Regions from separate parts of the Mus musculus genome. Here region 2 is linked to region 1. The links are chromatin loops, found by intact Hi-C in ENCODE. Cell type or tissue: heart. All regions are shown on one strand. Links, peaks and the distances in the headings refer to the core of each region. The heading gives the core; the rest is flanking DNA.

Region 1 (16,152 bases), core at 8,983-11,482:
TGCGTGATGTCCGTTCTCTGTTAACTATGGTACTTTCTTCTCCGTAGTGAGATTTTTGGTTTTCTCCAGTGTGAAGTTTATTGCATCTTTTGATTTTTCTTCACACAAGTGCGTTGCCTCCCCAAAGGTGGTGACTGGCTGCCTGGGATTGATGGAGCCGAGGCCGGAGGGAACAGCAGAGGAGGAGGCTTGGCAGGGGAGGGAGCCCGGGCTCCGGAGAGGCAGGAACCTGTCCAGGAGGCTGCTGGCCGCAGGCTGACCTACTTTCTCGGTCGGGTTTGCAGCCAGCGCTACCGCGCAGCCTGAAGCGGAGCAGAAGCCGCGGAGGGAGCCAGGCGGGCTGCGCGCCAGGTTTTTCTGCGGGCGCCAAGGGCTGTGGGCTCCTTCCAACCCGCTTGCTTCCTGGCGGGACATCCCCTGCAGATGGAGGCCAGGCTTCGAGAAAGAGGACCAACCGTCTTCCTCCCGCCTACTGCGGTAGCCCCACGGACCTCTCCTTTCACCTTGGAGAAGACTAGACCCTCGCGGAGACTCTGGGGCCCTGACCTCTTCAGTCCAGGTCCCCTCTGATTTCCATGGCCTAGGGACATCCTCATGGCCACAGCACAAGCCCAGGTCCTTCCGGGTCCGGGTGGCTCAGAGCACCTGCTAGAAGACTAGGAAGCTGCTGGATTTGTCCCAAAGGTTCTGGCTCTTTCCAGCCCTTGTCCTTGGACGAATCAGTGACACCTGGGAGTCTCTGTTTGTTTCTTCCTTCCTTCCTTCCTTTCTTTCTTTTTTTTTTTTTTTTTTTTTTGTTATTTCGTGGCAGGGTTTCTCTGTGTAGCCCTGGCTGTCCTGGAACTCACTTTGTAGACCAGGCTGGCCTCGAACTCAGAAATCCACCTGCCTCTGCCTCACGAGTGCCGGGGTTAAAGGCGTGCACCACCATGCACGGCTTCTTTCTTTCTTTTTAATGAAGATGCTATCTTCACCTCAGCCTCACGGTGGAGATGTTAGAGAAAGCAACACGTGTGTGAGTGCCTGACAGTCCACTGCAATTGGGGTGTGCCTGGTGAAAAATGGAGGTTCGGAAGAAGTTCCCTGGTGGGGCTCCTCTGGTCCCTGCAGGCCAGGCTTTTCATGATGGACAGCTGGTCTCCAGTGTTTATGTCATCCTAGACAGAGTCCTGAGGGAACGCCTCCTTCCTGCAGTATTCCTTATGAGATACTTTGGCCTCCTGTCCAGTGCCTAAAGATGTATGTTGTGGGTTATTGGTATCGAAATAAAAAAATAAGAGGCCAGCTGGCCTGACAACCTGAGTTCCAACACCTTTAAGGTGCCTAGCATGGAATGTGCCCATAAGAAAGAAAGGTTGGTCACAAATGGGTGAAAGGCAGAGAAGGGACCATACAGGAAGAGTGGGTAGTGGCCATCCACACACCGCACAGGGCAGTGGATGCTGGTCTGGGTTTTCTTGGCAAGATGACACATTTAATGTTTGAGAGCTGAACCTAGTGTTCCATGGATGGTTTCCTAGAGCTCCGTGAACCTCCCCAAAGAGTATGTGTGATAGAACACATTTCTGAAGAATAGTGCCCGTACCTTCACTGAGATTTCCAGAGGGACTCATTGTGCCAAAGGCTGAAAGCTGTTAACAGCATGATTTCAAGTAAGCCTGGGAAGTCTTAGTATATCCCAGCATCAGTGCCAGGACACTAGCCTCTGGTTATATGGTTTCCCATCTGGCTTGCCTCTAGGAAGAGAACACAGGAAGCTGTTTATAAGGGTCACTCGGGCCTCGTGAGAGCTGTATTTCTCACTGCAAAGAGAAAGAGAGGTAGAGACAGAGATGGAGACAGAAACAGAGTCAGAAACGAAGACAGAGAGAAACAGAGACAGAGAGAAACAAAGACAGAGAGGGATAGAGAGAGACAGAGTCAGAGACAGAGAGAGACAGAGTCAGAGAGAGACAGAGACAGAGTCAGAAATGGAGACAGAGAGAGAAAGGGAGAGAGACAGAGACATACAGAGAGAGACAAAGTCAGAAACGGAGACAGAGAGAGACAGGGAGAGAAACAGAGAGACAAAGAGACAGAGATAGACAGAGAGGGGGGGCAGAGAGAGAGAGAGAGAGAGGGAGAGGGAGAGGGAGAGGGAGATGGAGATGGAGATGGAGATGGAGATGGAGATGGAGATGGAGATGGAGATGGAGATGGAGACCCAGAGGAAAGAAACTACATAACCCTAGGTAAAGAGCAGCAAAACCCGGGGTAATAACTAACCATCTAAGTGTGTGTTCTGGGGTGTTCCTGTAAGGTAGAAAAGCTATGTTCTCAGGGACTCGAGATTTATTGAGATAAAATTACTTCATTCCCATGTCTGCCTTCCCTCCAATACAGTGAGCTCTTCACACTGATACCAAGCACTGCAAACGCCATCTGTTCCAGTAACTGTGGGGTATTGGGATACAATCTAGATGCCCCCTCCCATGATCCTGGCAAGAACCCCGCCTCCACACCCGACCACATCAAGTGAATACAAAATCAACTTCTTGGAAGACCCCTCTGGACAGAGAGGTTAGGCATAGAAGTACTAGCCACATCAGATCCACCTAACGTCTTCCTCCATCATTGCAAATGATGATGACAACATAGGAGTGAACAGAGACTCGAGTCACAGAAGCTGGAAGAGGTAAGGGGTGAACAGCGGGGTCTCCAGACCCTTGTCAAGTTCTTCTCCACATTCTGTGAACATCCGTCATCACATCCTCGGCAGATAGACTCCATCAGTGTGACAGAGTATAATAGACATAACCTCTGCCTTGAATTGCGTTTTTTCCATACATTAGAACTCTATACTAAAAACTACTGGAACGGTGTTAGCAAGGCACTTAGAGCGAAGCTAAAGACCTGAGATCCACCTCAGAGCCTCAAATAGTGGGAGGAGAAAACCAATTCACACAGAGAGAAACCTACACACAGAGAGAGACATATACAAAATAAATAAATATAACTGTATTTTGTTGTTAATTTTATTTTATTAGACAAGACGTGTATGGGCGTCTTGTCTGCTTTGATGGACACCACATGTGCGCAGTACCGGACATGGCCAGAAGGGGGCGTCGGAGATCCTGGAACTGCAAACAGTTGTGCCTGCCGATTCAACCCAGATGTTCCATAAGAATACAAAGTGCTCTTAACCACCAAGCTAAACTAGTTATCTCTTCAACCCCTAGATTTGCTTGAAAGCTTATTTCTTGCACTTAAGTTAGCTGCTGAGGTAGGTATGTTCAGCATGGCTCCAGGAGCCTCTTACTCCGAGACTCAGATAGAAGGAAGGTAGAAGGAACAGCCACACTGTGGCTTACTAATCTTGTAAAACAGGATAAGGCAGAAGACAGGATAGCAAGAGACAGTCAGAGCTTGACTCTGCAGGGAAAGCAAGAGACAGACAGCCCAGCTCTGCAAGCTCACGGAAGATTCTGCTCGGGCTCTGAGTAAACCATACCCACTGAAATGCCATTGGCCCAGATATACAGATGGACGGTCCACCTACTGGAATTACTCCTGAAAGAAATTGTTTCTGCTTCCGGGAGTATTCTGCAATGGCTCCAGGAAGCCACAGGACAAAGTGGGAGAGAAAAAAAGGAGGGAGGAGGGAGAAGAGAGGAGCAGACAATGGCATTGCAGATTACACCGAGACACAAACAGCACGTGGCAAAGACTCCATATCCTCAAGAAGTCTAGCCAGCGGGACTGGTGGAGGGAGAACAGAGGAAACTCCTAGATCCTGGAACAGAGTCCTGGCTGCGGACAGGGTGGGTTCTACTGGCAAAAACAAGATCTTGAGCACTAGAGATTTCAACATCTGGGGCCCAACTGGGGATCTAAGGATCCATCCGAACGCAAGGACCCCAGTCGGTGCATGAGTGTATCGGGCACCGTTAAAGAGTAATTTCCCCCTGTGCTCTATTGTGCTACTTTCATAATTGTTATATTAAAGGAGGGGGAGGAGGGGGAGAAGGAGGAGGGGGAGGGGTGGAGGAGGAGGGGGGAGGAGCAGCTCCGAGGCTATTATTGTTTTTAAACCACATGCCCTTCCCGAAGCTCCGAACATGACCCAGCTACCAAAGGTGGCTGCTTTTCCCTGTCAGACCTGGGGGTAGGAAAGGTTTCCCTTTCAGATGAGGCAGTGAGGCGCCCATTTCAGTCGCAAATGGTCCTGCCCAGCACATTAGATTTCACTCCCCAGTAAAGACTTTCCTGGAATTTTCCACGCGCAGATTCTGCCTGGGGTTGAAGGAAGAGCAAGGCCACCATGAGTTCATTACCCAGGATATCCTGAATCTTTTCCGGGCCCACGGCAGATTAGGGAACAGGGACTTTTAAGTGTCCTGGCTGGCAGGGAACCTGTGGCCAGTCGGCCCTGTGGCTTTGTTAAACATCAGCCAGAAGTAAGAAGCGTGACTTGAGCCCTGGGCTTTTAGTTATGCAGACCTTTGACGTTTGGTCTTCTCTCATAGCTCTGCAACTTTGGGCAAATGATTTAACTCTTGGAGCCTCCATTTTCTCCTTTAAAAATGGGACAATAGGGTTGGAGATACAGCTCAGCTGCAGAATGCCTGCCTAGGAGGCACGAGGGCCCTAAATTCAGTCCCCTAGAATCAGCAAGAGAAAGAGAGGCGGGAGGGAGAGAAGGAGAAAGGGAAGGAGAGAAACACTGGGGTCTCCCACAGTGGGATGGGATTTTAGAATAAAATACAGACTTACATTGAGGACATTGACAGTTTTGATACTAAGTCGTAATAGGGAAAAAAGTTGACTCATGGATGAATGTTTGAGGTGTTCCCTCCCCCACTTAAAAAAAAAAAAGTTAACATTGATTACGCTTCTTTTCTCCCGCACATCATCCTCACTCCTGGAGTCTTACTGGGGAGATCAGACAATGATTGGAAGAACCAGAGAACTAAGAACAGGGATTTGCAATAGAATAAGCTAAACAGAATAGAAGTAAGAGGCTGGTGAAATGGCTCAGTGGTTAAGAGCACTGACTGCTCTTCCGAAGGTCCTGAGTTCAAATCCCAGCAAACACATGGTGGCTCACAATCATCCATAATGAGATCTGACGCCCTCTTCTGGTGAGTCTGAAATCAGCTACAGTGTACTTACATATAATAAATAAATAATTTAAAAAAAAAATAAAAGTAAGAAGAGCTTACCGGAGGGGGCATGGATACAGTGGGAGTGAGGGGTGGGGGAGTCTGGGAAAGTGGCAGGGGCAAGAAACAAGCTGATAGATTGAGGACAATTCCATAGGATGAGGAAAGCAAAATCAGAGAAGGAGACAGACTCAGTCATCTGCAGCTGCGAAGCAAGCTACCCCAAGACTAAAACAATGAGGATTTATTATCTCCGGCTTCCTGCAGATCAGGGACTTCAGAGAAGCTTAGCTCGGTTTCTGTGGCTCTAGGTGTCTTGTCCTTAGTCCTTAGGCTCAGGATGCCTTCCTGTGGGGCTGGAGGCCCTGGAGAGCTTGACTGACAGATCATCTCAGAAGGTGGCTCACCCAGGGCCTCATCTCTCACCACATGGGCTCTCTCTCCACCAGTGAGGGTTAGAGGAGAGGTATTAGTGAGGGCTGGACAGACCACTCGCTGGTTAAGAGCCACTGCCCTGCCGTGCTACCAATGAAGATCCAGTGGATCTGATGCCCTCTGCTGGACTGTGTGGGCACACATGTACATGTGCGTGCACTGGCAAGTAAAGATAAATCTTTGGAGGAAAAACAGGATGAGTGTTATTGAGTTCACCGCATACTGAAGGAGAAGGAAAATATCCTTCATTTTTGTTGGGGCAGACATAGTGGATGGATGGATGGATGGATGGATGGATGGATGGATGGATGGATGGTTGTACAGCATTTAAATCTCTTTGGGAATTTTAGGGAACATGGCTATAGGTTATAAATTTACTTCCCTTGAGTATTTTTAGGAGACCACATATAAAGCTCCGGATTGTATCTAGTTCCAGTCCTGCAGTTGTCCTGGCTGAGTTGTTGTGACCCTTAGATTGGTCTACCTCCAGCCCACGGATCCATCCTAGAAATATTAATAAGTTTCAATGTCACTGCTACAGATGAACGCACAAAAGGAGAGAACCCGGTACCTGGGAACTTGCAACAGAGGAGGAAGTGGCCAATCCTTCCTCCGCACTGAATGTGCTGTCAGAAACAAGGTAGAGAAAAGAAGTCCCCAGCAGGGTTGGGAGAGTGGTGTCCAGTCTGCCCAGGAACAACTCACTGTTAAAGTGACTGCCAGCTTGCTACCTTCACTCCACTCCTTCCTACATACACTGGCCCCTCTGCCCAGAATTCTCCTGCCTCCAACCTTCCCATCATTCGGATTTCTAACGACACAGTATCACAAAAGTGGTCCCTGAACACCCTCCTGGGGTTAGAAACTCATCCCTTCCATCACCTGTTTGGTGTTGCTTTTTTTAAACATTTTGTCTTTAATCCCAGGACTTGGGAGGCAGAGGCTACGTGGATCTCTGTGAGATCAAAACCAGCTTAGCCTGCAGAGTAATCTCTAGACTACTCGGGGCTACATTGTGAGACCCTGTCTCAAAAAGCAAAGCAAAACAAACAAATGAAAGAACCCAAGCTTTAACTTTTAAGATTATATTTATTTGCTGGTTGCTGTAATGCATGCCTTTAAAACCAGAACTCGGGAAGCAGGGGCAGGTGGATTTCTGAGTTCCAGACCAGCCTGGTCCAGGACAGCAAGAGCTATATAGTGAGATCCTGTTTCATATATGAGTGATATATAGATATAGATATAGATATAGTGAGATATATATATATATATATATATATATATATATATATATATATATTCAGAGGTGCATGTTGGGAGATCAGGAATTGGTTCTCTCCTTCCACCTTGTGGGTTCCAGGGATCACACTCAGGCTGTCAGGCTTGGCAGCAAGCACCTTTACCCACTGACCCATCTTGCCAATCCAAAGAAACCCCGTCGTTACTATTACAATTATTTGATATTGATATTGATATTCCGGTTGATTGACTGCTGATGCGCAGACAAGATGATCTGTACCTGAATCTCTGGAAGCTGGCACTAAACATGTCTATGTTTGGAAATCAGTGCTTGAAAACCAAGAGCAAAGAAAGGACCTTATGGGGTCATCCTGGATTGTCCAGGTGGATCTACATCCACAACAAGTGTCCTGCATGAGACAGAAAACGACAGGGACTGGAGAGATGGCTCAGTGGTTAAGAGCACTGACTGCTCTTCCAGAGGTCCTGAGTTCAATTCCCAGCAACCCCATGATGGCTCACAACCATCTGTAACAGGATCCCATGCCCTCTTCTGGTGTGTCTGAAGACAGTGAGAGTGTACTCACATATATAAATAAATAAATCATAAAAGAAAATAAAAACAGAAGAGGAAAAGACAGTGGGAAATGGAGGCAAAGGGGGCAGGCTTCTGGGGCTGGGGGGTGGGGGAGGAGTTGGAGGAGCCACCAGGAGCTGGGGAAACCAAAGAACCAAAGAACAGACTCTTTGGAGAGAATGGGCCTGCTAGTCTCTCATCAGACTTGTAGTCTCCAAAACGGAGAGAGAATAGACTCTACTGAGCAAAGCTACCTAGTTGGCGATCATTTGTTGCAGCAGATAGATACAAATGAACAGCAAGGGAAGAAAGACAAGCTGATCTTGGTCTCTCCAACAAGGTCTAGTTTCCTTTGTGCTCATGAGTCTCAGTGACTAACTCCTGTTAGTACTTACCTACTCCTTAGGGGTCTGGCCCCCAACGTCAAGTGCTGGAAACGTGGTCCACAGTGTGATAGTATTGAGAAGAGGCGAAGCTAGGTGGAATGAGCGTTGTTCGCAGGATTGATGCGGGTCTGGTGCGGGCAGGAGAGAGAGCTTGCTGTTACAGAAGAGTAGTTTGGAGACAGGAAGACGGCTCTGTGAGGAAAGGCTCCTGCAGGTAAGCCTGATGGTCTGGTTTCCATCTCCAGAACCGCAGATGAAAGATGTGTGAGCTCCTACAAGCTGCAATCTGACCTACATGTGAACATGGTTTGAGCTCAGACAGACAGACAGACAGACACACACACACACACACACGTAAAAATAAATGAGGAAGCTTGAGTATCTCTCTGACTTTCTGTCTTGCCAGGATCACTCCTCCTCACCCCCATTTTCATCTTCATCCCACCCGCCATGTTCAGAGGCCACCAAAGGAGCCCTCACCAGAGGCCAAACAGATGGGGCTGCCTAATTTGAGGCTTCATATATAACTTGAACAAACTTCTTTATTTTGCAAAGCACCTAGCTTCTAGTATTCTGTTACAGAAACAGAAAACAGACTAATACAGAGATAAACATTTAAGTTAAAAAAAAAAAAAAGGAATAATTACAAGGCAAAGTACCTTCAGCCTCAAGAGTATTTCCTTCTAGAAAAGCATAAATGGCCTGGGCTTAGGGCGGTACATTAGCACAGGCTTGCCCTCTTGCTTACAGTGTCTTGTCTGCTGCTTCCTAGGTCTGTCCCCATGGGGAAGCAGAGCTGCATGTAGCTCCAGCAAGCTGAGAAAGGAGGCTGAGAAGGACTAGTGGCTGGGCGGTGCTTGGGCTTTGTTTCTGCTGCTCTGACTTGGAAACCTACCGAGCTCTCTGTCTCTTGTCCTTGTGTGTGTTTGTATCTCCCCTTCTGCTCCTCCCTCTAGTGCTTATCTGTTTAAGGTTGCTAGGACTGCAGCAGCCTAGGCTCTGTCCTGACAGCTCTGGTCACACAGGCATTCTGGGATAGTCACTGAAGGGCTTTAACCAGCCCAAGTGTGACAAACACGGCAGACATGTTGATGGCAAGTTCTGCCTTTTACCCTTCTACCATATCCCCTCTGCCTTGGCCACTTCCTCCTCCTAAGGCTGATTACCAAGGTTCAGCTATCACAGCTTTGAAGTCCGGCAATCAAAAGCCCCCTTTGGCTCACCTAATTAACATGCCCAATTAAAATTTAACAGCTCATCCTAACACAAGATTTCCTCTTTTATCTTTATAAACTGCCATTCGCCTATGGGCCGTGTCTGTCTCATCTCTATCCAGAGGTAGTTCTTTGTCCATCCAGGGCAAATATCCCTTCTGCCTCCCTTGTTCCCTTCCCCTTCTCCCTCATCTTCTATCTCCTGTCTTTGTCTCTTAATACCCATCCCTCTGGAGCAAATCAATCTCTTTTGTGCTGAGAACTTGGTCTGGAGGGGGGGGGTGTGTGTGCCCACTTCAAGGTCCTTACATCACCTGTTAGGAAGGCCAAAAGAGGGCATCAGATAGCCCAGAACCGGAGCTATAAATGGCTGTGAGCCACCTTCTGAATGCTGGGAATTGAACCTGGGTCCTCTTCGAGAGCAACAAGTGCTTTAAACTGCTGAGCTGTCTCTCCAGCCCCCCACGTCTAGCTTTTTATGAAAATGCTGGGTATTTAAACTCTTCATGCTTCTTCATCAAGCACTTTGCCACTGAGCCATCTCTCCAATTCTTTTCAAACTCATTCTTACACTGTCCTAGGCATGGGACAAATCCCTAGAGTAAAGACCAACACCCACCCTACCCAAGACAGAACCCGATGTTGACTCCACCCACACATAGTCTGTTAAACTCCACCCACACATAGTCTGTTAAAAGGCCAACTCTCTTTTGTGGTTTTCAATGAAGGGCTGTAGTGCCCCCTGGAGGACATAGAGATGTGTGGCAACATTTGCTTGGGAACTTTCAAGGGGTATAGAGGGTGGACAGGTTAGGGGGTGGTGTCCAGCTCGAATATTGAATAGACTACAGTGGAGGAGCTGCCTGGCTTAAAAACTAGACAATAGGACTGGAGAGGTGGCTCAGTGGTTAAGAACACTGACTGCTGCTCTTCCAGAGGTCCTGAGTTCAATTTCCAGAAACCACATGGTGGCTCATAAGCATCTGAAATGAGATCTGGTGCCCTCTTCTGGCCTGCAGGCATGTATGCAGGTCAAATATGTGTAACAATAAGTAAACAAATCTTTTAAAAAAGAAAGAAATTAGACAATAACCTTTCTGAACCCTGGCAATGGTGGAAGGCCAAGGACATAGCCTGATGTCTTCAGAGCTGTGGTTCCAGGCCTGGACTGGACCCTGGCAGGGAGAGATTCCATAGATATTTATTGAAGAAACAACAGGGAGTATAGACGTCTATGTACTGTCTCGGGGAACTAGGGCACCTGCTGCGCACACACTGTAAAATGGGGATGTTAATACATCAGTAAGAACCTGGAGGGGAAAACAGTATCTTGTTAGGAAACAAGCTGGAACTCCCTTTACGTGTGTGGATAATATACTGCTCTCTCTTCCTAGGAAGCTACTGGACTCTGTCCTGAAGCCTCGCTTAGAACTATGAAAGAGTTGAAGAGAGGCAGGCAGTTAGAAACACATAAATACCCACTGCCACTCGACAGCTCAGCTCTGCACCTGGATCCGTTCCCCTGAGGCTGATCCCCAGTGCTGTGGCCAGACGGATTCTGCCACCGCAGTTTGTAACTGGGGTGGGGAGGAGAAGGGGGCAAGTCTCACCCGACAGGACAATAAGGCAAGTGATTGACAGCTGAGCTCATCGTCACGGCTCATGACACCTACGGGCTGAGACTGACTTCAGGTAGGTGGCCAAGCTTCCTAATCTTCAGCCTCCTCATCTCTAATACGGAGAGAATTACGCTTTTCTTAAGGGTAACAGGGGGATGAACCAAGTCAAAGAGAGCTCAGTGCTTGGTGCCCGGCCCTTAGTGGACATTATGAGTGTCGTTAATACATTGAAAAGGAGCCTCAGACAAACGGCAAGTCATAAAGCCTGTGGCCACCTCAGACCAGAACTGACACTTGGCCTTTTACCCCAAGGACACAAGCAGACAGAGAACATCATGTTCTTAAGAGATACAAACGAAATAACTTTATTCTGCCTCTAAGTCACTTGGTTCCCTGGTTGAACAAGAGGGTGGTGACTCACGCTTCCCATTATAACTGTGTTTCTGTATCCCTCTGGTGATAAATAGATCATTTTTTAGCCGCTTTTGCTAAAATGAAGGTCTTCCCAATGTCAAACTCTGCGCGCAGGTTTTACAGATTCCCATTTCCCCTCCCACTGCCCTCCCCCTCTCCCTGGCCTTCCTAGGCATCTTGCTCTACCAAGGAGTGGGTTTGTGTTTTTGTTCCGATGACTCTGAACAGCCCCACTAATGGGGATGCCTGGCATCTGTTTCCTATTGAAACGTGAATGCTTTGGAGCAATATTTACCAAACCCACTTGCCAACCGCTGCACTTAGATTCGACAAAGTGACAATAAAGGCTGCCATTGCACACCAGAGCTCTCCTCAGGCCACGCTGGGCAGAGTCTTTAGGTTCGCAAATGGATGAGTCCATTGCTTAAGAGACAATCGCTTGTCCAGCTGAGGGGGCAAAGGCGCCCTTGTCTGGTTCCCATGCTGTGTTGTTCGGGTTCTCCTGGCTCAAACCCAGCACCCTTCAACTCAGTCTGGAGGTTGAGAGTGAAGTCAAATATTATTAGAGTGTGCCCTGGAACACACTCACAAGTTGGCCTTTTAGTGAAAAATGATCTGATATTAAACAAATTAAGATAATTCACAGTAGGACTGAGATGAGGAGCAACTCACATCTCTCTCTCTCTCTCTAATGCTCTCTCTCTCTCTCTCTCATGCTCTCTCTCTCTCTCATGCTCTCTGATCAAATTCTCAGCATCCATTCAGAATGCTAAGTAAATGCTTTCCCTGGTAGGCAGGCCAGCCAGCAGGCAAGCAGGCAGCAGGGTCCACACAAGCAGCAACAGCAGTCACTGTCTGCCCACTTTTGAGAACGTACTATTACCAGATGTGGCAGGCTGGGTAGGAGCCTTCAGAGATTCAGTCCCCAGAACCCATCTGTTGAAACGGAATAAGAAAAGGATCTCTGTAGGTATAAACTCGGGATCTTATGCTGAGGCCATGGGTTGTCTCCAAGGGGACCATCACAAGGGCTTCACATGAGAGATGGAGTGCAAGAGAGGTCAAAGTTGGCTAAGGCAAAGGCCACAGACACGGAGGGACCAGTTGCTATACAGATCCCCAACAGGCAGACCGGTAAGAAAAGGGGCACAGACAGGTAAGGAAGATGGTGAACTTCTGGCTTCTTCCTCGCCCACCAGGAGATTTGGATTTTGGTACCCTCTCTGCCCTGGGTAGGTGAGGGTAGGGGACATTTTTCTCTGTGTGCGCTTTTGTTTTGCAAGTGTGTATGTGTGTGTGCGTATGTGTTGTATGTGTGCATGCACCCTCATTCACATGAACACTACTTCATTTATAATAAAGTCTGTTAGTACCTGCTGTGTCCAAATTCTTTTTTCCAGAGATTTAATTGGTATAGAAAATGAACCCAATCAAGATCCTAGATGACCACAGATGGCTGTCCTGTTAGCCAAGGAGCACCAGCCACCATCAGAATAGGAAGAAGCCAGAATGGATCCCCAGATCCTCTAGGGAACACAGTCTCTGAATGCATTTCAACCGTTAACATCCACTTCAGAGTTAAAAAAAAAAAAAAAAAAAAAAAAAAAAAAAAAAAAACCAACTGTAGTTTCAAGGCTAACCACAATTGTGGTGATGTTACAGATGTCACAGGACCAGAACACACTGTACAGGCATGGCGTCTCACACCAGTGACTTTCCTTTACAGGGCACATGCCCCAGGCCGTCTTGAGCACACCTCTGGCAGTGCTTGCTTCAACGGTCTGCACACATTACCTTCAGAGGAGTAATTCCTCACACTAAAACCGTTCTGTGTCTTAGCTGGGGTTTATGGGAAGACGGAAGGCGTGTGACAACTGCCAACGGCTCATGTGTGTGCTTCCAGTACACTCTGTGTGTCTGTGTGTGCGCGCACACACACACTTTGGCTTCCAGAAAAACTATGCTAAGCAATTTAAACCTCGCCGCGCATGAACTGCCATTGACGTCGTTCTCATCACGAGCCACTGAAGCAGATGCTGTTAACTAGTGACTCCTGTGTCAGTGGAAGAAACTGGGGTTCAGAGTCTACGTTTGTTTTCTATCACACTAGCTAGCTCATAGGTGAGAGCTAAGACCTGGATATAGATCTGTTTCCAACTCTCTAGCCTACCCCTTAAGAAAATCTGAGGGCCAATGAGATGACCCGGTCTGAAATTGTGCTCGCTGCCAAGCCTAAGTACCTGTAGTTATGCCCCAGGAACTACATGGCAGAATGAAAAAACTGACTCTTCTGATTGACATATGTGCAGCATGATGGATGGGCATGTGTACACACACACACACACACACACACACACCATACACAGAGAGAAGTACACTCAATTTAAGATTTGGAAAAAAACAAAAAGAACATCTGGGAGAAAAAAAGAAAGAAAGAAATAAGAAATTTAGATCCATTTTTTAAAAATGGATCCCTGGAGTGGACAAACATCTTCAAAGAAGTTTTGAGTTATGTCTTCATGTAGGAATACACGTTCATATTTGACCGTCTTCATTTTCCATGCTGGCATTTTCATTGCTAACAATTGTTTTGGTTTTCTTTGGTGTGTGTGTAGGGGGGAGGGGAGGTATTTGAATGTCTGTCTTTGTCTTTAGCAAAAGACCCCAGAACTTTTCAGAGTCAAAAAGACGAAAACAAATCTTAACAATTTAAGAAAGGGGGGAAATTTGATTAAAAATTTATTCTTCTCAGAAAAGTGTATCCTTCTGACAAGCTGTATTTCTATATAAAATTGCTTGTGGACCTCACAAACCTCAGATGATAGAGGTTTGTTTTATTTTTATGTATATGGGTGTTTGCGTGCATGTATGTAATTGCACTGTGTGTGTGCACTGCCCATGGAGGCCAGAAGAGGGCATCTGATTCCATAGTACTGTCGCAGGCAATTGTAAAATGCCACGTAGGTGCTGCAAACTGGATCCAGGTCCTCTGCAAGAACTTCAGATGCTCTCAACCACTGAGCCAATACTCCAGTCTCTTGATATTTTGTTGGTGTTGTTGTTGTTGTTGTTGGTGGTGGTGGTGGTGGTGGTGGTGGTGGTTTCCCTGAGACAGGGTTTCTCTGTGTAGCCCTGGCCATCCTCAGAGATCCATCTGCCTCTGCCTCCCGAGGCAGGGATTAAATGTATGCACCACCACGCCTGGCTGAGATTTAAAAAAAAAAAAAAAAGAAAGAAACTGTCATGGAAATGTCGAGCATTCCTTATAGAAAAGTGTAAGAAAGCCTTCTCAGTATTAAGAGCCATCTCCTTGAGACCAGCCTTGCTTCCTCTAATCCCTCTCTACCAGCTTCATTTGCAGAACCACACACATCTATCACACACACACACACACACACACACACACACACACACACACACACACACACACACCGCCATGAGTACTTTAGTATATCTTCGGTGACGAGACCATTTTACTGAACATAACTGAAAAGTCATTATCACTCTAACACAATTACAGCCATTGCTTAACATCACCCCGTAGGGGCAGGTCTATTGCTAAGGTCCTGTTCCCCAATTGGTTCTTGATCTGTCAGTTAAGAAAGTCATGGGCCAAACGCTGGGTGGAAAGGATAGGTGGGACTTCCGAGAGTTCTCTGTGCTACTGATGAAGAAAAGTCTAAAAATTTGAAATGGAATGGCCATATAGGCCGCTCCTACAGGGGGTGTTTAGCAGGGACTAGATTCAACTGACCAACTAAAGTTAGGGCAGGTGGGAGGAGCAGAGCTAAGAGTAGTAATGAAGGCTGGCTTTTCCAGGCAGGAGATAGTAGCACCCAGCAAGTGTGCCTAGAAGGCAAAGTGAAAATGAAAAACTGTGTGTCTGTGTCTTTTATCCGTGGGCAAAGGGAAGCTGGGTGGTAGTTGGTAGGGTGGCCCATTCCCGGAGCTAAGACAGGATAACGAAAAGCTACAGGCAACATCACCCAAAACTCTATCACGCTCAGATTTTTCCAACAGTCTCAAAAAAAAGCTTTTTTTCTTGTCAGTTGTTTTCTACCAGAACCCATATTCATATTGCATTTGGTTATTTTTTTAATTAAAAATAAATTTTTTATTAGTGTATCAGTTTGGGTACTCCTCAGGGGAGTCAGGAGACAACCTTCAGGAATCAGGTCTCTCTTTCCACTGTGGGTCCTAGAGACCAAACTCAGGTGTCAGACCTACACAGCGCGGGTGCCTTTACCTGGTGATCCATTCCACTGGCCCACCCTCATCCTTTAATCTAAGTGCTGAGAGCTTTTGGTGCCACTTCTAGGAATTTGTCATTTGTCATTGGGCTCGGACAAGGAAGTAGGCGCAGGTAAGAATGTCAGAAACACTGACCGTGGGGCTTTGCTTACTGCTTTGCTTGATACTGTCTTGTGTGATCTCCTTGTTTACCACTTCCCTTGACTCCTTTGTCTTTGATCTAAGAACTGACCATGGTGTTTGGATGCACCTAGGATGATATAAAAGCAGGCTGTAGCCGGGCGTGGTGGCGCACACCTTTAATCCCAGCACTTGGGAGGCAGAGGCAGGCGGATTTCTGGGTTCGAGGCCAGCCTGGTCTACAAAGTGAGTTCCAGGACAGCCAGGGCTATACAGAGAAACCCTGTCTCAAAAAACCAAAAAAAAAAAAAAAAAGCAGGCTGGAGAGACAGAGCTGTGTCAGCCTCAGCTCTGATGGAGTCGGGCTATCATTTTGTCTAATTGTTTGGTTTTTTTTTTTTTTCTTTTCAATCCTCCCTCCCTCCCTCCCTTGAGAACCGGTTGACTGACTGAGCTGGCTTGGTCGTCTAAGCCAAGCCTCACCCCCTCTGTCCTATACCATATCTTTACTATATAGCACTTACTGCACGGTGACTCCTGTGGCAGCTGCAGAGCCTGCTGCCCCCAGCTCCTGAATTCCTAAGTGGGAAACTAAACCCAGACAGAAGCTGATCCGATTTTGGGAACTATGGCGGGCAATTCATCCTTTAAAAGGAGGCACAGAATGCACACAGCTCACCTCTCCGTCGTCGGTGACGTACGGAACACAGGACTGATCCACGTGCTTAGGATTCGCTGGTCTGATGCGCTCATTTT
Region 2 (16,152 bases), core at 7,402-9,901, 200 kb before region 1:
AAGATAGACTGGTCTTTTGTTGGAAATGGCAAAACCCAGAGTGAAGCAAGATTAATAAGCCATCTTGATTTAGACTTATTATAGACTACAGTAATCAAAGCAATATAACCTGGTAACAATAAATCAAAAGACAAGAAGGTTGGAATGGTGTATCCACACGTAGCCCCACATGGTTATTAACAAGTGATTCTGACGGAGGAGCAAAAGCAGTCCAGTACAGAAGATGGTCTTTCTCAACAAAAGGGGCTGAGACATGGAATGGATCCAGGTCATACCTATACCATATCCATACACTTACTAAAAATGATCACAGACCTAAATGTGAAACCTAAAACTAAAATTTCCAGAGTAAGATAAAAAAGAAAACCTTCCAGACTTTGGGTTGGGCAGAGGCTCTCTAGAGGAGGACACTGAAAATCACATTCACAGAAATAAAACAGAAGATGAATCAGATTACATAAGTTAAAACTTCTCTCTGAAAGAAATTTTTAAGAGAAAGAAAATATAAGTCATGAGTTGAGGAAACAAAATGCTTCAAACTTATTTGATAAAAAGACTTTCACCTAAAGTAAAAAGTCCATAAAACTCAGTAACAGAAAAACAACCCAATTTTTGAACTGGCAAAAGATTTGATGGGACTGAAGAGAAGGCTCAGAGGTTAAGAACACTGGTTGCCATCCAGAGACTGCCCCACCTGGGCATCCATTCCATAAACAACCACCAAACCCAGACACTATTGTGGATACCAACAAGAGCTTGCTGACAGGAGCCTGATATAGCTGTCTCCTGAGAGGCTCTGCCAGTGCCTGACAAATACAGAAGTGGATGCTCACAGCCATCCACTAGACCACACACAGGGTCCCAATGAAGCACCTAGAGAAAGGACCCAAGTTACTGAAGGGATTTGCAGCCCCAAAGGAGGAGGAACAACAATATGAACTAACCAGTATCCCCAGAGCTCCCTGGGACTAAACCACCAACCAAAGAAAACATATGTTGGGATTCATGTCTCTAGCTACATATATAGCAGAGGATGGCCTAGTCGGTCATCAATGGGAGGAGAGACCCTTGGTCCTGTGAAGGCTCTATGCCCCAGTATAGGGAAATGCCGGGGCCAGGAAGTGGGAGTGACTGGGTTAGTGAACAGGGGATAAGGGGAGGGGATAGGGAATTTTCAGAGGGGAAACCAAGAAAGGGGATATTTGAAATGTAATAAAGAAAATATCTAATAATAAAAAAAGAACACTGGTTGCTCTTCCATAGGACCTGGGTTCGATTCCCATACAGTGGCTCTTCACTGCCTATAACTCATGTTCCAGGGAGTCTTCTGCCCTCTTGGGACCTCCACAGGGACCAGGCACACACATGTCATATGGACACACATGTAGGTAAAGCATTCATCCAACAAAAATGAATAAAGAAAATTTTTTTTTTAAAAATGTTAGAAGACAATTGATCAAAGAAGGTATACAAATGGCAAGTGAGAGAACGAAACAATCTTCAGCATCGTTAGCCAATGAGGAGATGCCAGTTAAACCCACAATGAGATGCCATGGTCACATGCAAAATGGTCAAAATTAGTAACTTCACCAGACAAAGCATTAGGTGCAGAAAAACTGGAGCCCCTGTTCAATGTCGATAAGAAGGAGCAACAGTGCAGTCATACTGGAGATATTTAGCAACAAAAGTGTCTGCTATGTAATGCCCCAATCCACATCGACACCTTTGCCTCGGAGAAATGATAGCATACATCCGACCATGGTTTATGCATACATGCATCCAGTAACTTCATTTGCAGGTAGAGACAATTCACACATTCAGAAATTAAGCGAATTGATAAATTGCCTGTGCAATAACATGCTACTTAGAAATAAAAAATAAATAAATGAATTATCAATTCAAAAACATGGACGATCTCACAATACGGTATTGCTGGATTTATATAAAACTGTAGGAATGCAAACAATTTGTAGCTGTGGGAAACAGCAGTGGCTGATGGGTAAGGAGGAAGTGGAAGAGGCAGCGTGCATTGCAAGAGTCAAAAGGAAACATTTGGAAGTAATAGGTGTGTGGGCTGATGGAGGTGATAGTTCCACAAGCGAAACATATGTCAAAAATCTGCCGAATTTCATACTTCGTGTATGATTATATTTATGTCAATTTTACCTCAATAAAGCTGTTACGAGCTCCCAACAGATAAGAGGAGATAAGACAACACACATTCGGCAGAACAGACTGCAATAAAAATAGAATGGTTCCAGAACCAAGTTTTAAAAACTCTCGGGAATTAAAAATGGTAAAGCAAAAAAACAGAATAGTAAAAAGGCTGAATTAAGGGGATCTTCTGGAATATAAAGCCGGGGCGCACTCAGAAAGAATACATGGAAAAGTTTTGGAGTTAGAACTATAAGGTATTTAAAAAAAAAGAAAGAAAGAAAGAAAGAAAGAAAGAAAGAAAGAAAGAAAGAAAGAAAGAAAGAAAGAAGGAAAGAAAGAAAAAGAAACTGAAATCTGGGCAGTGGTGGCACACGCCTTTAATCCCAGCACTTGGGAGACAGAGGCAGGCAGATTTCTGAGTTCGAGGCCAACCTGGTCTACAAAGTGAATTCCAGGACAGCCAGGGCTATACAGAGAAACCCTGTCTCGAAAAAAAAAAAAAAACCTAAACTAAAACAAAAAACAAACAAACAAACCCTGAAGTTCAAGAAAGCGAAAACATAGAACTAAATGGGAAGAAATCAGTAAAAACAGGGACTGCAGGACATCAGAAGCCATAGGCAGTGATTCTCAGCCCTCTTTTTTTTTTTAAGATTTACTCATTCATTCATGTGAGTACATTGTCACTCTCATCAGACACACCAGAAGAGGGCATCGGATCCCATTGTAGATGGCTGTGAGCCATGTGGTTCCTGGGAATTGAACTCAGGACCTCTGGAAGAGCAGTCAGTACACTTAACCTCTGAGCCATCTCTCCAGCCTAGTTCTCAACCTTCTTAATGCTGAGACCCTTTAACACAGCTCCTCATGTTATAGTAATCCCACCACCACCACCACATACACACACCATAAAATTACTTTCATTGCTACTTCATAACCATAATCTTGCTACTGTTAGGAACTGTAATGTAAATATCTGATATGTGGGATAGCTGATATGTGACCCCTATGAAAGAGTCATTTTACACCCCCCACCCACAAAGGAGTCACACAGGTTGGGGACCACAGGTTGAAAACCAAATGCAATAGAGGGGTGCTTCAATGAAAATTATTTATGGGGCTGAAGAGATGGCTCAGCAGTTAAGAGCACTGACTGCTCTTCCGGAGGTACAGAGTTCAAATCCCAGCAACCACATGTTGGCTCACAACCACCTGACGCCCTCTTCTGGTGTGTCTGAAGACAGCTACAGTACACTTACATATAATAATAAATAAATCTTTAAGAAAAGAAAGAAAGAGAGAAAGAGAGAAAAAATTATTTACAACCTAGAAGACCACACTCAGCTAAACCATAGGTCAAGTGGGAGAGTAGAATTAAGACATTTTTAGAAACATATTTGATTAATATCTCCTCGTCTGCTTTTCTTAGGGACCTACTAGAGGTCAACTCCACCCTGACAATAGTGTGAGAAAATCAGAAAAAATACATGGAGCCCAGCCCAACACAGGAGGGACAGAGAGAAACCAGAGGCGGCAGGGGATCCCACAATGACGGATATGCACTAGACCTTGAGGAAAATCAATCCAGATTGGCACAGGTTTGACATTTTCTTGGCCAAGGATGATTCGAGGCTCCAAATTCCTATCCGCCCTCCAAAGTAAACAGACAGGCATACGGCAAACCACCAGACCCATCACTTGTATTGTGACATCCATAACAACAACAGTGTGTGCATGAAGTGGATGATTAGACCACAGACGTGCCAAATTTCACGGAGGATGGTGCCAGGCTCTCCTCCTTTTAACACCTCTGGAATCAGGAAGCATTTCATAACAGAGGAGTAGCCCACCTTGATGGCTCAGACGCCACTGTCTGGCTAAAGCCATTTTTCATTGATAGTATCTTAGAGTCCGTGAAATACGTGTTCCTCGTTGTTAGAAGCCACACTCAAGTCTGGAGCCCCTTTGAATCGCATCTTGGCAGGAGTGTTCTACAGTCCACAGTCTGTAAATAGAGACAAGCTGCAGACTCCCAGAGAGAAAATGTTCCTGGATGAACATACTCAAAGCCAGGATATACATGTGTCACCTCGCAGAACTGGAGGGAAACGGTGGTCCTTATTTCCCCTCTCTTTCTCCTTCTGAGTGTTGTAGCATGCTTTCACTCTCAAGATGTGAATCCAAAATTTAAGTATCTCAAATAACAAGAGTGAAATGTTTTCACTGATGGCAAAGACTCTGGGCATCAGCAGAAAGGTAAGACCAAAGAGGTACCATAGCGGGGTAGAGAACGTCCTTTATCCCAACAGAAAACTAAACTGGGCTGGGGACACAGCTTAGGGCAACACCAGACTCAGATCCCCAGAACCCGCATTAAAAGCTGAGTGCAGTGGTGTACATCTGTAATGCTAGCAGGAGAGGCAGCTCCTGGGGGCTTTCCGGCCCAACAGTGTAGCCCAATTAGTGAGTCCCATGTTCCGTGAGAGAACCTTTCTCATAGACACTGACTAGGGAAGACAATAGAAGCGGGCAAGCAGGCCCGAAAGACGCATACGAAAACACACATGTATTCACGAGTCACATTCCATGAATCAATACACATTCTGCACACGTTTCTGAACTGTGTCACCTGTGCCCATGGGGCGGGGGGAGAAGGGACTGCTTATCCAATAGACCGAAAGATGACAAAGCCACTGGCAAAGGAAAAGCTGAGAAGAGAATGGGATTAGAAGGAGGATACAGAAGATGGGTTCAAAAAGTCAGTTGTCTAACAACAAAAGATGATTAGCCCAGCTGTGGGTAGAAGGGAGTTCACTAGAAGGCGCCATTTCCCATTTCTGATAGCACATTCTAAGTAGTCTCATAATGCCATCTGGTTGTGCGACAGCTCTGCCCTATTTCCACATTACACAGGTGCTGAAAAGCCTGGATACCCTCTGAGGCTCCCTGGACAGGTTCACAGCAGCCTCCTTGAAGGCATGGGTGTCCTCACTTCAGATCCAGTAGGAAATGACATTTTTTTAAACCCATCGTCTTGGGACATTGTTGGTAGGCCAACATGGAGCAATGATTATCAGTACGAGAAGTGGACTGAGTGTCTTGGCTGTATACTTTCCCCAGTACTTTGTCAATCAACACAAGGAGAGCAGTTGTCACCACAAGGGAAACTGTACTCAATGCTCTGGAGACCAAGCAATGCATCCCCACAATTGCCAAGAGGCTTGGAAACTTCTACCAGATCGCACAGGACGATGGCCTTTGGCCCGGCCTGCCACAGTGATTGCAAAGGTCCCTTCTGCCCATTCCTCTCCCCAAGTCTTACCTCCCCTCCAAAGCCAGGCTGCTATGATATAATCTAACAGTATAATCTACCCTCCCTGGCACTGACTTCCCTAGAGGATGAAGCCGATCCCTGGCGGTAAAACACAGTTTCCCAGAATCACTCCAAACCAAAGACTGACGACACTCACTAAGTCTTGCCGGGAACAGAGGTGAGAGATGATGAGTCCATCAGTACTGAAAATAATTACACCTTGAACTCAATGAAAGCACGCTCTGCATTCTGGTTAGATGCCTGGCACGACACTCCATCGTAGGTCATCTAACGGACGATACTAGGAAACTCCATCAGTCAATGCTCAGAATTTTTAGCGGTATAACTTCAAGATTTGACCTGGCCAATGCGTGAGTCTATATAAAGTAAGGAGGGCTCAACTTAGAAACACAGAAGCCAGGGCTACATGGGATAGGACTCAGGGCCACGAGCACTGTCCCATCCTGGTTTTGAAGTACACAAACATCCAAAAGAGCGCCACCTGCTGGCAGCAAGGACTCAAACTCAGGAGCCCAAGGGGGATATTCCACATTCGAGCCACAACTGCAAACCACCAAAAAGAACAAGAAACACTGTCAGAATGGGGGCTCTGGATGAAGTGAACAGAACACACAAGGATGTTCCCCATAAGCAAGAGACTCAGCCATCACACAGCGCACCGGTGGTCAAGCTGCCAGGAGAGTTCTGAGGATGAAACATTTGCAGAGCAAACCTGTCTTAGTCAGGGTTTCTATTCCTGCACAAACATCATGACTAAGAAGGAAGTTGGGGAGGAAAGGGTTTATTCAGCTTACACGGCCATGTTGCTGTTCATCACCAAAGGAAGTCAGGACTGGAACCCATGCAGGTCAGGAAGCAGGAGCTGATGCAGAGGCCATGGAGGGATGTTACTTACTGGCTTGCTCAACCTGCTTTTTTATAGAACCCAGGGATGGTCCCACCCACAAGGGGCCCTCCCCCCTTGATCACTAATTGAGAAAATGCCCCACAGCTGGATCTCATGGAGGCATTTCCTCAACTAAAGCCCTTTCCTCTGTGATAACTCCAGCTTGTGTCAAGTTGACACACAAAAGCAGCCGGTACAAAACCTGACAACTGGGGTCCTGGGTGAAAGGACGGAACTGATTCTTACAAGTGCTCATCTGACCTAACATGAACACAAGGACAACCACCCCTCCCGCAGTCACAAACCGTATCACACTAATCTAAACTTTTTAAATAATGCAAGGGATGCCCACGCTACCATACATGCTGATAAGCCCCTCATTGTATTATGACTACATTATCATGAAGGCTATTTCTGAGAAAAATACAAACTATGGTAGAGAGTACAGTGTGAATCTTGGGCCTGAAGAAATGGCCCCATTAGTTAAAAGTGCTTGCTGCTGTTGCAGAGGACCTGGGTTCGGTTCCCAGCATGTACATCGGGTGGCTCACCACTCCTATCAACCTAGCTCTGGAGGAGATCTGATGTCCTCTTCAGGCATACACATCATATACACACGTAAAGTAAAAGTAAAACTGAAAAGAAGAAACAGTGCAAGCCACATCTCTGGAGTCTCTCAGGCTCTTCCATCTGTGTATAAGCTTCTTCCGTAAAATGGGATTAATAACGACCTCCTCCTTCACCGTCAGGAAGAGAGGAACTCTTTCACGTAAAGCACTGAACTTTAATATGGTCCAGGACAGGGTCCCTCCATAAGGGAAGGATGGCTGCCTTGTTTGATATTCTAATAGTTAGTGAGTGAGCTGTGGTGAGAGAAGGCTAAGGCATCAGAGACCCCCACCCCACCCCCAAAAAGGATCGGCCCCAAGTCAGCACTGGAGATCAGAAAGACTGGGCTAGAGAGCTGGAGAATGTTTACACAAAACATGATTTTCTCAAGGGTTCCACAGACCTGACCACTGGACTACCAGTGGCATGCTCAGAAGCCCCGTACTGCTTCAGAGTAACTTTTACATTAGCTTCCTGTCTCTCCAAAACAGCCCTACGCCAATCAGAGAGCTCTGTGACAGCCCTAGGCCAATCAGAGAGCTCCGTGACAGCTCTAAGCCAATCAGAGAGCTCCGTGACAGCCCTAGGCCAATCAGAGAGCTTCGTGACAGCTCTAAGCCAATCAGGGAGCTCTGTGACCAAGACAGTCTCTTTAAGATCCAGACGCCTCTCCTAGCCAAGTGGGAAAGGTGGGGCCTTGGAATTATAGTGACCAGCGCCAGTGCTTCCCTGGTCAGGGGTCAATGGACTCTCCACATCTGCCCATCTAACCCTGAGCAACCTGCCCTGTACTGCATAGTGCAATGAGCTTGAGACTGCAACACAAGATGGCACTGCTAGCCCTGGGCCAGAGAGGGCGCGGGAGAAAGGGGAGAGGGAAGAGAGGAAGGTGGTTAAGAGCACTGACTGCTCTTCCAGAGGTCCCTGAGTTCAATTCCCAGCAACCACACGGTGGCTCACAACCATCTGTAATGGGATCTGAGCCCTCTTCTTGTGTGTCTGAAGAGAGCTACAGTGTTCTCATATACATAAAATAAATAAATCTTTTTTAAAAAGTTATAAACCCCCGTCTGTCTTATGAGCATCCATTTGTCGGCTCCTGAATCTAACTGCAAGTACACCCCCACCGTCAACCCACTTAGAATTCTCGGCACTTCAAACCCTTCTCATCAGGCTTGTCTCGTCTGAATATTCTAATTTCTAGACAAAACAAGACGCGGAACCATCACCCACAGAGTCGTAACACAAATAACCACTCACACGAGTATGGTCTGAACCTCATTCAAATCACAGCATTTTGTTCCACAACTCACTCATTCATTCATTCATTCATTCATTCACTGTGTGTGTGTGTGTGCTTATGTGTATGTCTGAATGTGTGTGTGCGTGCATGTGTGTGCAGGGGTCAGAGTTCAGCCTCAGGTGTTGTTCCTCAGGATCCATCCACTCTGAAGTATTTTAGATTTATTTCATTTTATGTGTACAAGTGTTTTGTCTGTGTGTACAACATGTGCTTGCCTGATGTTCTCAGAGGCCAGAAGAGGGCGCTGGATTCCCTGGAATTGGAATTTAGGATAATGGTGAGCCACTATATGGGTGTAGGAAATGAAACTCGAGTCCTCTACAAGAACCATAAGTACGGCTGAATCAACTCTCCTGAATTCCCACCTTGTTTTTGGATAAACCGTTTCTCTCCCTGGACCTGGGGCTTGCTGATTAAGCTAAGCTGACAGGTCAACAAGCCTGGGGGTTCTGGGTGGGGGTGGGAGGTCAGGGGACGTCCTCCTGTCTCCATCCCACCAATGCAAACATTACCAGTACAAGTTACTACATCTGGCATTTTACATACAACTCATGTTCTCCTGATGGCAGGGGCACAGACTTTGTCACTTGTGCTATCCGAAGCCCCGCTCTCTATTGTTTATTAAGTTACTAATTTAAGGGGATTTACTTTTAATCATGTAAGTAGCTGTGTGAACATGAGAACAGGTGCCTGCAGAGGCCAGGGACATGGAATCTCCCTGGAGCTGGAGCTGTGGGAAGTACCTGACTTGGGTGCTGGGAATCACACCCGGGACCTCTGGAGGAACATCGCTAGCTCTTCCCACCGGGCAGTCTCTTCAGCCTCCCTGAGTCACTAATTTTTTACTTTTCTAATCCCCAACTCTGTGTGTGTGTGTGGGGGGGGGGGGGTGTCAGAAAGCAACAGAATAGAACTCACCTGTGTGCCCTGTGACAGGGAAGACAAGACAAGCCTGTGACTGAACAGCGGGATCCTGAGAAAAGGAGATGAGGCCTGATGTCTGCTAGGTGGAAGCACCTGGTCACAAGGACCGCATGCAGTAGGACATCATTTGTGTAAAAAGGCAGACCAGGAAAACCCATGGAAAATACACACTTATCAGTGGCTGCCTGGAGCTGGGGGACCTGGTGGGGCTATGCTGCTGGGAGAGGTTCGTGATGGCTCTTTTTGATGACGGAAAATGTCCTAAAATGGCCGTGGCTATGGCTGCTTACATTTAATAAGACGGGTTTTGTTTGTTTGTTTGTTTGTTTAAGTGACTGGTCAGAAAATGTCAGTGGAGAACGGTGCTTGCTAACTAAGCCTAGTGACGTGAGTCTGACTCCCGGGACCCTCATGCCTTTTGCTCAGACTTCCACACTGGTACCATGGAACACGTCCCACTCCCCCAAAACACACAAATAAACATAAGACAAATAAATACTTCAAAAAGGAAAAAAAAATCCACATTGGCTTATGTTGAGGTTAGGCCAGGATTTTCCTCCCAGCCCCATGCTCCCAGAAATAAGACTCAGACTCACAATATATTTACAGACACCCTGGCCATAGAGCTAGGCTCTTCCCTGAATTGATATAACTTAAAATAACCCATTTATTCTGACCTGCATTCTGCTACGTGATTAGTTACCTGTGTTCAGGTACTGGGCATCTGTCTTGTCCCATCTCCCCAGGAAGGAAATCTCCTCGCCTGCCTCTATCCCAGAATTCTTTCTCCTCCCGGATATCCCACCTTCTACCTCCTGGCTAAGCCATAGGTCAGCTAGGCTTTTAATTGACAGGTGGATGTATCCATACAACACACAAGATAGTCTCTCTATTTAATTCCCCTTTGAATGGGAAATTATGTTGAATGTTTTGGTCCAGTGATTGTAGGTATGCGAATAATAAAAATAACAGTAATGTTTATTCAAAAGTTAAAGTTGGCAGGCTGGGAAAATAGCTTTGTTGTTTTTTGGTTTTTTTTTTGTTTGTTTGTTTGTTTGGTTGGTTGGTTTTTGTTTTTTTATGTGGTTGTTAAGCAAGTACCCCCAGGTGATCAGAGCATTTTCCTCAAAGCAACAAATGAAATTTGAATGTGCATAGTGAATGTGCATATCCGGGGCGTTACTCCGCTTCCAAAGAGAGGAAGTACTGATACTTGTGGCGTGAATGAACCCTGAGGACGGTGTCCTGAGGGAAGAAAGCCAGTTTCCAGACTCCTACAGGATTCTACTTCCATGAACTGTCTGGAGTAGTGACATTCTTAGACAGAGACTAGAACAATCACTTCCAGGGGCTGAGGCAGGAGAATGGGGCATGATTTTCATTGACAGTCTCAACTTTGCATGAAAAGAGCTACCTGGATGGGCCACAGGTGAGAGCTATCCGTCACCGTGAACGTTCTTCCTGCCTCTAGCTCTGCTCTTAAAATTGCTTAAGATGACAAATTGCAGTGAACTTGATCACAATTAAAATAGACAGACTGGAAGGATCCAAAGGCTTGAAGGGAGAGAAGGGAAATGATTTCACAGGGAAAAAAAACGGAGAGCAAGAGCCAGAGTCCCTGCAGGACAGGTACAAGGCATAGCCTGGTGCTAGCAGGCTCGTGGCAGCACTCGGCTCATCACTACCTTCTGGGGTGGGCTGGCCTCACCCACAACCTGCCAGCCACACCGCCACCCACACCAACCCTGAAACAAGCCAGCTCAGAGCTCAGGGGGTGGGAGCAGAGTGACTCACTGAGCCATAGAACTCTGACTTCTGACAGAGAAGAGCCCCACCTCACCCCGGCCCCACACCTGTGACCTCTGTCTATACGGTTACCAGAAATGCAGATTTAGGCTCAGCCATCAGGGCAGGGCAGGGCAGGGCAGGGCAGGGCAGCCCAGGCAGTCAGGGACATAATGGAGACACAGTGACCTTCAGGATCCAAGGATGCAGTTCCCTTCATTGTCAGGTCTCCCATGGGTGGGTTTCTGGGGTAAATGGTGTAGGAGGTAGGGAAGACGTGTGAGGAGAAGGCTCATGAAGTGCTCAGAAAATCTAGGAAAAGGCAAGCAGTGAGAGCTGAGGCTGTCACTCGGTTGGGAGGATGTTGAGCTAGCATTAGGGAAGTCCCAGATTCCAGTCCTAGCACCACCTAAACCTGGTCTGATGGGGCACACCCATAATCCCAGTGTTGGGGAAGTGGAGGCGTAAGATCAGAAGTTCTTGGTTTACCGCCAGCCACTTAATGAATTCAAAGTTGAAGGTCAGTCTGGGACATAAGAAAGGATATCTTTAAAAAAGAAAGGGGGGGGGGGAGGGAGGGAAGGAAGGAGGAGGGAGGGCAAGATAGACTGAACTAGGCAGAAGCAAAGCTCACAAGGATCCTGGCTGACATCCTAAGTTATGGTCCATGGAGGGACAGACACTACCAAGACGTAACAAAGCCGGAGGCTGCACTGGCCCCCTTGTTCCCCACCACAAGCCCATCTCATGGCCCATGGTCCACCAGAGGTCCATCTCCACTGTGTAGCTTTCCCTTCTGCAGGAGTAGAGAGTGGGGAGTCAACATCTAATTGGGGGGACAGAGAGAGGCAAAGGAGAAGCCCTGCCTCCCCATCATGGCTATACCGTTTGTGAAGCCCCACCATCATGACTGGAGGACATTTAATACTGTCTTATAACCTCTAAGCAGGGCAACTGAGAAAAAGGAAATAACTATATCAATTAATGTCTATGAAAGAGTCAAAAATAGGACTTTACTATCCAATTGTACATCTCGTTTATTAAGAGACTAAGAAAGACAGAGATTAAAGAAGCAACTTCAGAAATCTGTCTGGTTACCAAAAAATAACAAAAAAAATAAATAAATAACAACCACAAAAAGAACCTTATCAACAACCAGCAGTAACTGCTTAGAAAATATGGTAGGAAAAATACCCTATTTAGAGAAGCAGCAAAAAATATAAAATGCCTGGAAATGAAATTTAACCAAAGTGGGGAAAAGCAGTGCAGGATTCAACGAAGAAATGTGCAAAACGGCAACATATTTTAAAACGCCATTTATACCAAATGGAGATGATTCTATATTTGTGGACGGGAAGTTCATTACTATAAACATGTTAATTTTCTCAAACTCAACTTCAAACTTCGAGCGATTATTAATCAAACTCCCATCTGGAATTTTTTAAACTTCACAAATTTATTTTAAGTAAATAAGAAGCAGAAATAGCCCAGGGGAAATATGTTTAAAAAAAAACTGAATTTAGACTTGTAGTAATATTTATTACAGAAAACTACCATAAAAAGTAGCTCTACTGTAAGCACAAAGAGAAACTGGAATTGTATAAAAAGCACAAAGACATACCTATAGATATATAGTGTATGCCTTGCAGTAAGCAAATATATATACCCCTACACACACAAACACACACACACACACACACAAACACACACACACACACACACATATATAATTTTAAATTCTATATTCATTAAAGTGTATGGAAACCTAGATAAGTAAAAGAAATTATGATGTGTTGCCATCTATGAGTATGAGCCCAGAACTCAAGAATTAAATGTAAAATAAATAAAGGCACACACCAAATAAGCTGCACACAGATTATGGACTTTTTAAACTTACAGAAAAATTCAAAAGGTGTTATGAAATAAAAATTTAAATCTCCAAGATATCAAAACATCATAATCTGGCTTTGAAAAACAAGTGAGAAAAATCCTTGCAACTTAAACTATCTATAAATTAATTGAACTTCACACTTTGGTGAGAAACAGAAACACTCTAAAAAGGACATTTGAGAGCATTAATTGTGGGAAGAAAATATAAATATTAAACAACCAGTACACAAACAAATCTATTACAGCTCACCAGGGTTAAAAGTATGGAAAATGAAAACACTGAATCAGCACTTTTCCCAAATCTGCAAGAATTAAGACAACAGGTGCTTGTCTCTCTCTATGCTAAGAAGATAGACATCAGTGCCTGAATCACTTACAACATTTATGATGGGCAATTTGGCAAAGCCCAGGACAGAGTCTTTGAAGTGGTCCCATCTTTTAGTGAGTAATTTTGCCTTCCGAAAACAGCCTACACACAAAAGCTCTAAACCACCACATGTTGCATGTACCCACAACTGACACAGTTCTGCACTTCCTACCGACTGTCTCATTTACCTCTTAAAAATGAGCTACAAGTTCCAATGTACTGATCTTTTTGCAGATGAGGAAACTAAGGCTCAATAAAACCATCCAAAGTCACACAAAGTTGTGTTTAAGGAGTAGAGCCAGTACCCAGACACTGGAAGTATGCCTGTCCAGGATACCACTAAAGAAGCAGCCATACCAATAGCAAAAGCTTTGGCATAAGCACAGAATAAAATCAACAGATGGATAAGTAGGTGATTGGTGTGTGAGTGCTGACATGGACAGATGATGCATTTATAGATAGATGGATAGATAATTTGGATAGATGAATAGATGGATGAGTGGGTGGATTATGGGAGAATTGATGGGTGGGTGGATGAGCAAATGGATGCGTGAAGGGATGGATGGACATATGGATGTATGGACAGATGGATGGATGGATGGTGGATGATGGATGGATGGATGATGATGGATGGGTAGAGATTTGGATGGGTAAATGGATGGATGGACAGATGGATGGATGATGATAGATGGGTAGATGGATGGATGGACAGACAAACGGATGATGGATAGATGGATGGTAGATGGTCAAATGGATAGATAGATGGACAAATGGATAGATGGACGGATAAGTGGATGGATGATGGATGGATTCATGGATGGTGGATGGATGGGCATATGGATGGATAGATGGATGATAGATTGATGGATGGATGGACATTTGGATGGGTGGGTGGGTGGGTGGATGGATGGATGGACATTTGGATGGGGGGGTGGATGGATGGATGGATGGATGGATGGATGGATAGACATTTGGATGGGTGGGTGGGTGGATGGATGGATGGATGGACATTTGGATGGGTGGGTGGGTGGGTGGATGGACATTTGGATGGGTGGGTGGGTGGGTGGGTGGGTGGAAGGATGGATGAACATTTGGATGGGTGGGTGGGTGGGTGGGTGGAAGGATGGATGGACATTTGGATGGGTGGGTGGGTGGACATTTGGATGGGTGGGTGGGTGGATGGATGAATGGATGATGGATGATGATGGATGGGTAGATGGATTGGTGGACAGATGAATGGTGGATGGACAGATAGATGGATGAGTAGATGGATGAGTGGACAAGTGGATGGGTAGAAGGATAAATGAGTAACAGGATTGAAATACAGGTGGGTGAGTGAATGGGTGGGTACATGAATGACCCAAAGTACAAAGCATTCATTTGAGTTATGTCTCTGTTTTGATTTTCACTCACATATTCTAGATATTAGCTTCATAGTAGGCCAAGTTCCAATTATTTTTTACGTCCTTACTAAAACAGGCAGGAAACAAGCAGCAAGACCCAATCCCCCTCCCAGAAATAGAGCCTTAAGTGGGAAGTGCAGGCACCGTGAGCTCATTCCTTGAACCAGAAGCAGGCATCTTCTCTGGTCCTTAGAACCTCTCTGCTTCATAAAACAAAGCCCGTAAGCCACAAAGTATCTAACTCCTCCAGGAACCCCAAATGAAAGGCCACCAACTATAGACAAGAGACACTCACTCAACTAAAAGGTCGTACCCGTGAGTGGACTGGAGGGTATACGATACATACAGGAGCCTTCAGAATGAAATATGTTCCCTAAACCTTCCTTAGCCATGGGTCTCATACATACCCCAGACTCCAAAACGGCACAACACTGTGAGCTCTCTGTCATCCTTTAAAACCAAGTAAAAATCATTTTGTATAATACACTGTATTAGTCTGAAAAAGTTATTCTTGAGACGAGGTCTCATTGTGTATTCCAGGAGGGCCTTAAAATTACCATCCTCCCAAGTACTAGGATTATAGGCATATTCCACCATGCTTTTTATTTTTTAACTCTTGAAAATCTGATTAAGAGTGAAGCCAACTGGCAGGTGAAGGCCACACCCTGGTGACCAGAAGACACATGCTTATGGGCACAGGCTCGGTTCCTGGTAGAGGTTAAATAATTGCAGATAGCGGTTTCCATGGCAGTGAGATTATACTACCTATACTGCTTCTGCTGATGCTCCAGAGACAAAACTGAACAGTCCGTGTGAGTGTACCCAGACACCCCAACTCACCTATCCATTCATTTTACATTTTCAAGCCCCTGGGAGTTAGGAATTACTCGACCCAATTTAAAAGTATGACGGCTGACTGTCATCGTCAACGTGACTGGATCAAATCAACTAAGAGATAAACTGGCAGGGACTCCTGTGAGAAATTTTCTTGATCAGGTTATTTAAAAACAACAACAACAAAACCTCACCCTAAATGTGAGCCGTGTCTGCTGGCACCCAGGGCAAGCGCAGGTACGGGGACAGAACCTGAGTTTCTTCCTCTTTCTGGCCCTAGCTTTCCCATCTCCTTGGCTGAGACCTGCCGTTGCCGGAGACTCTTTCCCTATCACGTTCTGAGTCCCTGACCGCACTTCCCACCATGATCCTTTCCTTTAAGACTCCTCCTTCCCAATTCTGACCTCAGACTTTGGTAGGGAGCAAGGTGGTATCCCGATAAAGAGGAGCACACCATTATCGGGCATATTGTACCTGTGGGGTCGACACAGCAAACGACTGTATGGCTCAACAAGCTCTGGCAGGCTGTCTTCCCCACTGTCAGGTTGACAGGATAGGATGGGAATAGCTTTGCCTTTGTGACAACATCCTGCTTCTTCCTGCTTGAGAAAGGGACCAAGCTGCCCGACCCTGCTCAGCTCTCTTGCTGTGAGCTGCAAT

The links. Hi-C counts contacts between places; a loop is a spot of excess contacts. Peaks named below come from ENCODE experiments on the same cell type or tissue, not always from the same donor. Only the 100,000 strongest peaks of a DNase experiment are listed, where the experiment ranks them.
Region 2: it touches region 1 in a loop (2.6-fold over the local background); 7 of 42 quality-filtered maps call a loop at or near these places.

The regions. Positions count from the first base shown.
Region 1 is chr8:116,863,222-116,879,373 of GRCm38, forward strand. Gm51553 (a long non-coding RNA gene) reads left to right here and starts at 10,406. Exons shown (of 3, transcript XR_003947463.1): 1 at 10,406-10,684. In heart, for the core only: a CTCF peak has its summit at 9,993 (motif pointing left); no DNase peak of the experiment used is centred there.
Region 2 is chr8:116,663,205-116,679,356 of GRCm38, forward strand. The region is part of intron 1 of Cdyl2 (chromodomain protein, Y chromosome-like 2); the gene reads right to left. Among named protein-coding and RNA genes, the nearest start is that of Cdyl2, 62 kb to the right of the region's middle. In heart, for the core only: a CTCF peak has its summit at 8,526 (motif pointing right); no DNase peak of the experiment used is centred there.